2 separate regions of the Homo sapiens genome follow, and region 1 is linked to region 2. Evidence: read pairs that join two places in POLR2A ChIA-PET (ENCODE). Cell type or tissue: HepG2. All regions are shown on one strand.

What was found. ChIA-PET counts read pairs that join two places held together with the same protein. Peaks named below come from ENCODE experiments on the same cell type or tissue, not always from the same donor. Only the 100,000 strongest peaks of a DNase experiment are listed, where the experiment ranks them.
Region 1: POLR2A ChIA-PET joins it to region 2 with 5 read pairs; 2 of 35 experiments call an interaction of 5 or more read pairs at or near these places.

The regions. Positions count from the first base shown.
Region 1 is chr19:19,867,361-19,871,360 of GRCh38, forward strand. The region is part of intron 1 of ZNF253 (zinc finger protein 253); the gene reads left to right. It overlaps LOC124904664 (a long non-coding RNA gene), which reads right to left and starts at 3,117. Exons shown (of 4, transcript XR_007067169.1): 1 at 1-3,117. It also overlaps the pseudogene BNIP3P10. In HepG2, no CTCF peak of the experiment used is centred here; no DNase peak of the experiment used is centred here; H3K4me3 peaks cover 702 bases.
Region 2 is chr19:19,936,857-19,940,856 of GRCh38, forward strand. It overlaps LOC124904665 (a long non-coding RNA gene), which reads right to left. Exons shown (of 3, transcript XR_007067170.1): 1 at 2,879-4,000; 2 at 2,710-2,806; 3 at 1,662-1,827. Among named protein-coding and RNA genes, the nearest start is that of ZNF93, 38 kb to the left of the region's middle. In HepG2, no CTCF peak of the experiment used is centred here; no DNase peak of the experiment used is centred here.

The DNA of each region.
Region 1 (4,000 bases), 69 kb before region 2:
TTTATTTTATTTTATTTTTGGAGACAGAGTGTCACTTATTGCCCAGGCTAGAGTGCTGTGGAGTGATGCAGCCTTATTTAGCCTCAACCTCCCTGGCTCAAGCAATTCTCTCCTACCTCATCCTTTCACGTAGCTTGATCTACACGCTGGTGTTACCACGCCTGGCCAATTTTTCTCTTTGTATTTTCTGTGGAGACAGGATTTTGCAATGTTGCCCAGGTTGGTCTTAAACTTCTAAGCTCAGGCAATCCACCTGCCTCAGCCTCCCAGAGTGCTGGGATTACAGGCATGAGCCACCGCATCTGACCATACCGTGTTTTCTTTATCCAGTCTACCACTGATAGGGCCTGTCCATGTCTTTGCTATTGTGAATAGTGCTGCAATGAACATACATATGAATGTATCTTTATAATACAATAATTTATATTTCTTTGGGTATATACCCAATTATGAGGTAGAGTATAAGCATTCCCTTTTCTCTGCAACCTTGCCAGCATCTGTTATTTTTTGACTTTTTAAAAATAGCCATTCTGACTGGTGTGATGTGGTATCTCATTGTGGTTTCTCTTAATTTCTCTAATGATTAGTGATGAGCTTTTTTTTTTTCATATGCTTGCTAGCCACATGTATATGTTCTTTTGAAAAGCATCTATTCATGTTTTTTTGGCCTATTTTTTAATGAGATTTTTTTTTTCTTGTAAACTTGTTTAAGTTCTTAATAAATTCTGGATATTAGACTTTTGTCAGAGGCAAAGTTTGCAAATTTTTTTTATTCTGTAGGTTGTCTGTTTACTCTGTTAATAGTTTCCTTTGCTGTGAAGAAGCTCTTTAGTTCAAATAGGTCCCATTGTCAATTTTTGCTTTTGTTGCAATTGCTTTTGGTAGCTTCATCATGAAGTGTTTGCCAGTTTCTGTGTCTAGAATGGTACTTCCTAGGTTATCTTGCAAGGTTTCTTACAATTTTAAGTTTTTCATTTAAGTCTTTAATTAATCTTGAGTTGATTTTGTATATTGTGTAATGAAGGGGTCCACTTTCAGTCTTCTACATAGTGCTAGCTAGTTATTCCAGCACCATTTATTAAATGGAGAATTCTTTCCACATTTCTCTTATCAGCTTTGCCAAAAATCTGATGATGGTAGGAGGGTGGCATTATTTCTGGGCTCTCTATTCTGTTGCATTGGTCTTGTGCACTCATGAACTTTTTTTTATAATATCTTTCTCTCTTCTGCTTTTTCCCCCATAAGCATTTTTTCAAGTGCATACAGTGTGTAAAATTCTGATGTCCAAGAGTTCAAAAACTCTTTAAAAAGTTCCAAAAAAGGGGATTGGGGGGCTAGGGGAGGGACAGCATTAGGAGAAATACCTAGTGTAAATAATGGTTTGATGGGTGCAGCAAACCTTCATGGCACGTGTATACCTATGTAACAAACCTGCACGTTATGCACATGTACCCCAGAACTTTAAAGTATAATAAATAAATAAAAAGCTTAAAAAATATTTTGATATTCTCTCTTTTCTTAAGGAATTTAGGTTATATGTAGATGCTTTTCTCTGCTTTTTTTGAAATACATGTAAATCATATGAACAGCTAAATAAACCCTTTGTCATTTTCTCGGGTCCAGATTATCTTTATGTAGTACTTCAGAATTATTGCTTTATTTTTGCTTCTGAAAAGTTTATTTTTTTCATTTTTAGTCCTTTAAATTAGACACAGATTTGTTTAGATAAAAGCTCATTTTAAGAGCACACAGAAGCTTAGCAGAAAGATAGGATTAAATTTAGCAATGCAGAATGCTAAAGACTAAAAGGTATTAAGTTTCTTTTACAGAAACCTGATTATCCAAGGTAATTATCCAATATTTGCAGGCTGAAGTACTTATACTGCAAAAGCAAGAACAGTGCATAAACAGTGGAGTCTGTAGTTGTATCTTGCTTTCTATTTATTACTTCAGAACAATTAGGATAGTTATGTGTAGGGTTTGTAGGCAAACTGCATTAATATAAATTAAACATTTTTTTTTTCGAGGTGTTTTGCTCTTGTTGTCCAGGATGGTGTGCAATGGTTTGATCTCGGCTCAGGCAAACTCTGCCTCCCAGGTTCAAGCAATTTTCCTGTCTCAGCTCCCAGTAGCTGGGATTACAGGCATGCACCACCAGGCCCAGCTCATTTTGTATTTTTAATAGAGATGCGGTTTTTCCATGTTGATCAGGCTGGTCTTGAACTCCTGACCTCAGGTGATCTGCCTGCCTCAGCCTCCCGAAGTGATGGGATTACAGGCATGAGCCACCATGCCTGGCCTTTTTTTTTTTTTTTTTTTTTTTTTTTAAAAAACAGTCTTACTCTGTTGCCCAGGCTGGAGTGCAGTGGTGTAATCTTGGCTCACTGCAATCACTGCCTTCTGGTTTCAAGTAATTCTCCTGCCTCAGCCTCCCGAGTGGCTGGGAATACAGGCATGCACCACCATGTCCGGCTACTTTTTTGTATTTTTAGTAGAGACAGGATTTCACCATGTTGGTCAGACTGGTCTCGAACTCCTGACCTCAGGTGATGCACCTGCTTCAGCCTCCAAAAGTGCTGGTATTACCGGTGTGAGCCAAAAACAATATTTTCTACAATAGTATGAACATAAAGCCACAATACTTACTTTGAATGATTCACTTAAATGGTTATTTTAATATTGTTATTTATACTTTTGAAATATAAAGTGTTTTAACTGAAGTATAGTTGCAGTTTTTAAAAATACTACATACATTGCCGAGTGCAGTGGCTCACACCTGTAATTCCAACACTTTGAGAGGCTGAGGCAGGTTAATTACCTGAGGTCAGGAGTTCGACACCAGCCTGACATGGTGTAACCCCATCTCTACTAAAAATAAAAAATTAGCTGGGTGTGGTGGCACGCGCCTGTAATCCCAGCTACTTGGCAGGCTGAGGCAGGAGAATCGCTTGTTCCTGGGAGGCAGAAGTTGCAGTGAGCTGAGATTGCACCATTTCACTCCAGCCTGGGTGACAGAATGAGATTGTGTCTCAAAAAAAAAAAAAAAAGCTACATATATTATGACCTGTTCATTAAAATTATTCATAGTTAGATATTTATATCTAATGTCCAAAGAAAATTTACTACCAAATTGTTAGAGTAGATATTAGTCTGACATGTTTATTACTTTACTCAATAGGAATAATTATGAGTAAACACAATTTTATTATCTTTTATTTCACTAAGTTGGAATGCTGCTATTACAGGAAAAATAAAGACAGGTGATGTGGCCACCCAAACACCATAATAGCTATTCAGTTAGCTGTGTTGCAAGTTGTAACATATTCCACTATATGAACACAGTCAAATTCTATTTCTTCATCTTAAAGTGTTGTTGGAAGTTGTCAGATGTATTTCAATATAGAACCCCCATTCAGTGGCTAGGAGATGAGAGAGCAGCAGAGATGGAAAAGAAACTTTATAAAATTCTTCTGAAAATCTGCCCTCTTTCTTCGTAATGCTCATGTTTCTCATGATGAGAGCAGCTGTGTACTTTGGGTGGTTAGAGAGAAATTGCTTTTAGGGGAACATTTTCTGGCTCATTTGATCAATCTGATATCTAACCTGAGCTTTTTTAAAAGATCTTTTTTACATTTTTCTCTCAAAATAATCTGGCTCAGATGGAGATCTGTTTTTCTCTCCAATGCTTTGGATGTCTGTTTCAGAAGCCCTATTACTATCCTATGGTGTCCAAATGAGGTGGACTCTCACAGTGAGAACTTTTGGAGCTATCTCTATCTGGACTCATGCTGGAAATTCAGCAGTATTTTTTCCTTGTCACCATTACAAGTAGAAACTGAGGCTGAAACACTGCTCACATTCCCATGATTGTGAAGGTGCAATTCTACCCATGAGGCCTGCAGGCTCTCCTCCTGCAGCTCAGGCCTCACTCTGATGTGACACTGGAGTGCTGCTGTGGCAAATGGGGTTCATATAAAATGTGAGCTGTGCTCTGAACTGT
Region 2 (4,000 bases):
ATGAAGAGGACTTTGGCTCTCACTGTGAACTTGAAGGAAGTTCACTGAAAGAAAAGTAGAATCCTTAGAGAATTTAAAAGCATAAGACAGAAGATGCCCCTTTGTGAGAGCAAAATTTAGAAACAAAAAAAACAGCTGCTCAGGAAATATTTCCTTTGGAATACAACTTCCAAATTAGATTTTAAGAACTGGTTTTCTCTTTGACTTTGAGACTTCTTACCTGTGTTTTCCGTTGTATTCATTTTCACTCATACCTACCTGGGGGGTTGGCAATCATCTCATGTCTCTTCAGAGCCAAAGGTTTTTTTCCCTGCTCCAGATGAGTGATCAGGTCTGGCTTAGAGACAACAATACTGTTGTATTAAGAATAAATAACATGAATCGTGCTCATATTCTCCAATTACAAGCTAGTAATGTGTTCAGTAGAGAGGATGTGATAAAATATTCTAGTAAATTAATTACAAAATACTAATCTATAACAAATTTCTAAATATTTAGAAAATGCTTTCAATTTGTAGGTTTCTTAATTTTACTATCTAATACTACTGAATCAAAAATTGGTGGCAATTAGATTTTCAGGTGGGGGCAAGAATACTTTGTCACTAAATTTTTGGAATTACCACTAATTTAGAGTGAATTATACAGCTCAAATCAGGAATGTGGAAAGTTTGGATTAAGATGAAACATCTTGAAGAGACTTTTCTGCATGAGCAAATTTTGAAGATTTTCTGAAAAAAGGGGATCTGAAACTCTTTTATGCAAAGAATAGATTACTAAAAAGTTCTACATAAAAGAGAAATAAAACCTTTAGGGTATATTATGAATTATGTCTTAAAGTTATCCTCAACAAGAAAGACCATATTTCCATAGTTCTCTAACATCACATTCGTATACAACTTCCGCTGTACAGTGTCCAGGCAATGCCACTCCTCCAGAGATAATTCTATGGCCACATCTCTAAATTGCAATGGTCCCTGAAGAACACACACATTTTTACCAAGTGGCCAGGTGTGGAATTTTTAATTTGACTTAAGGTGAAATGAGAGAGTAAAGAGAAGTGGTTCTGACTTATAGCACTGACTAAAATTATCCAATAAAATAATTTTCAAAACAGAAATATTATTCTCTAACTATGATAAAAAAAAAAAAGCACCATAAGATCCAGAACAACAGTTCATATATTTTATTTTTCTAGATAATAAAGTATAAAATTAAGGGCATGAACACGAACATGTACATTTTTGAGTGCTATATTTACATCATACGGAATGAGTTGTGAATATTTTTCAGATGGAAAAGACATTCACTTAGGCATTTCTCAAATTTATTATGTACAATAAGCTGAAGACCTTATGCAGGTTTTTTTTTTTTTCCAAGAAGATCTGGAGTAAGTCTGATTTACGTATTTATTTCCTTTTCTTTTTTATTTGAGACGGAGTTTCATGCTTGTTGCCCAGGCTTCTGTGCAGTGGCATCATCTTGGCTCACGGCAGTGTCCCCCTCCTGGGTTCAAGCAATTCTCCTGCCTCAGCCTCCTGAGTAGTTGAGATTACAGGCATGTGCCTCCACGCCCAGCTATTTTTGTATTTTTAGTAGAGACAGGGTATTCTCCATGTTGGTCAGGCTGGTCTCAAACTCCCAACCTCAGGTGATCTGCCTGCCTTGGCCTCCCAAAATGCTGTGATTACAGGCATGAGCCAGGGCTCCCCGCTGATTTTTTGAATTTCTAACAAGCTTACCAGTAATGCTAACGTTTTTGGCCTAATAAGGATATTTTGTCAAAGATCCAGTAAGTGGTAGAGCCTGTGTTTTCCCAGTTTTTCTAGCCTGTAAACAAAGATAAGAGCCTTCATTTTCTAAAGAAAAATATGTAGAAAAAATAAAAGGAGAACTGCCAGATTAAATGTGATCACTTGTGTAGAGCAGCTGCATAAAGATAATTATGAAGAGAAAAATAGTTATCTCTACAGTGAAAAAAATCAATCAGCTATTTCACCAAGTGAATCATTAACCATTAACTGCACTAGGACAAATTTTTATGATGTGCTACTGCACACAGAAGAACACAGCATCACTGTTGAAATATTCCTCCCCAAAACAGTAAACTAGTCTGAATTTAACCATAAACAACAGTTTATGCAAACTTCAAAATACAGGTAACTCCTATGTTCTGTAATTTTTAGTAGGAATTTTAATTAGGCTTCATTTAGCACCCTAGAGAGCAAGTATCTCCTAATAATTTTTTTCAGAACTTTCTGGGTAATAAATGCCATTCCATTTAAATCAGCATTTTCTTAATCCTCTTCTGCATAGAGCTAATGGAACACACAGCTGGAGCCTCAACATTACATGTTCTCCATCTTTACTAAGGGCCACAGTTTTCCCCAATAGAAACCTTGAGTATCCACATCTTTCCATGTTCAACAGCCACAAAGGGAACATTTTTAATATTGCAGGTCATAAATTCTTGCGGAGCATTCTGCATGGCATATAAGAAGCTATGACGTACAGAATGTAGAGAAGTCTGTGGGACATAGGACAGAAACGTTTTCCAGAGACCCTTGACTATCATAAGAATTTTAAGAAGTAGTTAAACCAAACTCCTTAGGGAGGAAAAACACAAGTAGAGAAGTAAAGGTTTGTGAGTACTAAACGCATGGCAGTCCAGGAGGCAGAGTGGACACAGCTCTTCATCTGACACATGTTTACCTGAAGAAAAGCCATTTTTTTCTTTCTCCTCCTCCTCTGGAATTCCTTCTCAGATGAGATTCTCTGGACAAGTTACACCTGCATATGGAGAATATGCCTTTAAAGGTGTCAGTACCACATTTACCTGCTAGTATGACATCAACTGGCAGAAAAAGAAAAATTCACTTACTGCTGTCTTTTAAACAGAATAGATTCAGGAATAATGAGCTGCTCCATGAAGACAAAAATATAAGCTTCTCCTTTCCTGTCCTCAGGTGCCCTCCCCTGCCAGAGACTCCAGCAATTTCTGCTACAGTAATGGAAATATGCACCACACTGACCTGTCCCTACCAAACCCAAACAGAACAGGCCCTGTGACCACCCTTTAGTGCAAAGGTGGAACTTAACTCTCGAAAATGTATTTTGAAGCCTTCATACTTGATTCTGGCCTCACCTTAGAGTCACATGAGGCCCTTCATTAAAACAACATGGATCCTTCCACCCAGAACAATAAACAGAAGCTGTGGGGAGGGCACAAGTATAAATCACTTGGTAATTTTGGTCCCACATTATGTAAGGTGATTCTGCAGGTTTGAAAAGGGTTTATGAAAGAGTGTTTTAAACAAGTCTCCTGTCAATGCTGATGTTGCTCCCCCTTGGCTCATTATTAGCATTAGAGAAAGCAGGCAGAGCACAGGGTCCCTTACACTTAACACCCTTCTCACAACCAAATACTTGTCGTGCAAATAAGGACAACCCATCTCCATCCTAAAGTTTTATATTCTTTGCTGGCTCTTTAAGTTTATAGAGGAAACAGAAGGCAGCAATGTTTGAATAAGTCTGGGTTTAAAAAACAACATGTACACATGTACTACTGCAATGTTTATTAAGCAAGTACTATGTGCTCAAGAGTATGATACAGAGCACTGTGCTGGGCATAACACATTATGTGATTTAATTCTCATAATACCCTGGGAGCTAGTACTAAGGGTTTAGGAATTTTCAGGATTTAGATAAAGGGCCCAGCATTTTTATTCTTCTGTTTCTCTGTCATCAAATTTTTTAAAAAGTTGTAAGAAATAAAAGCTAAATATAGACAGATAGAAAAGATATAGAAAGGATGAGTTTAATGCAGTTTAGAGAAAATTTTATTCTGTTTATGTTTACTTTTTTGTTACTTGGGGAGCAATTACTGGATCTGCAGGAATAGAAAACAAGTTGCTAAATAGAATGTCTCTGCAAGCACTGGTTTTAATAGAAAACTTAAAAGCTAAGACTCTATAATACATACTTTATTTTTCCCATTCATCTG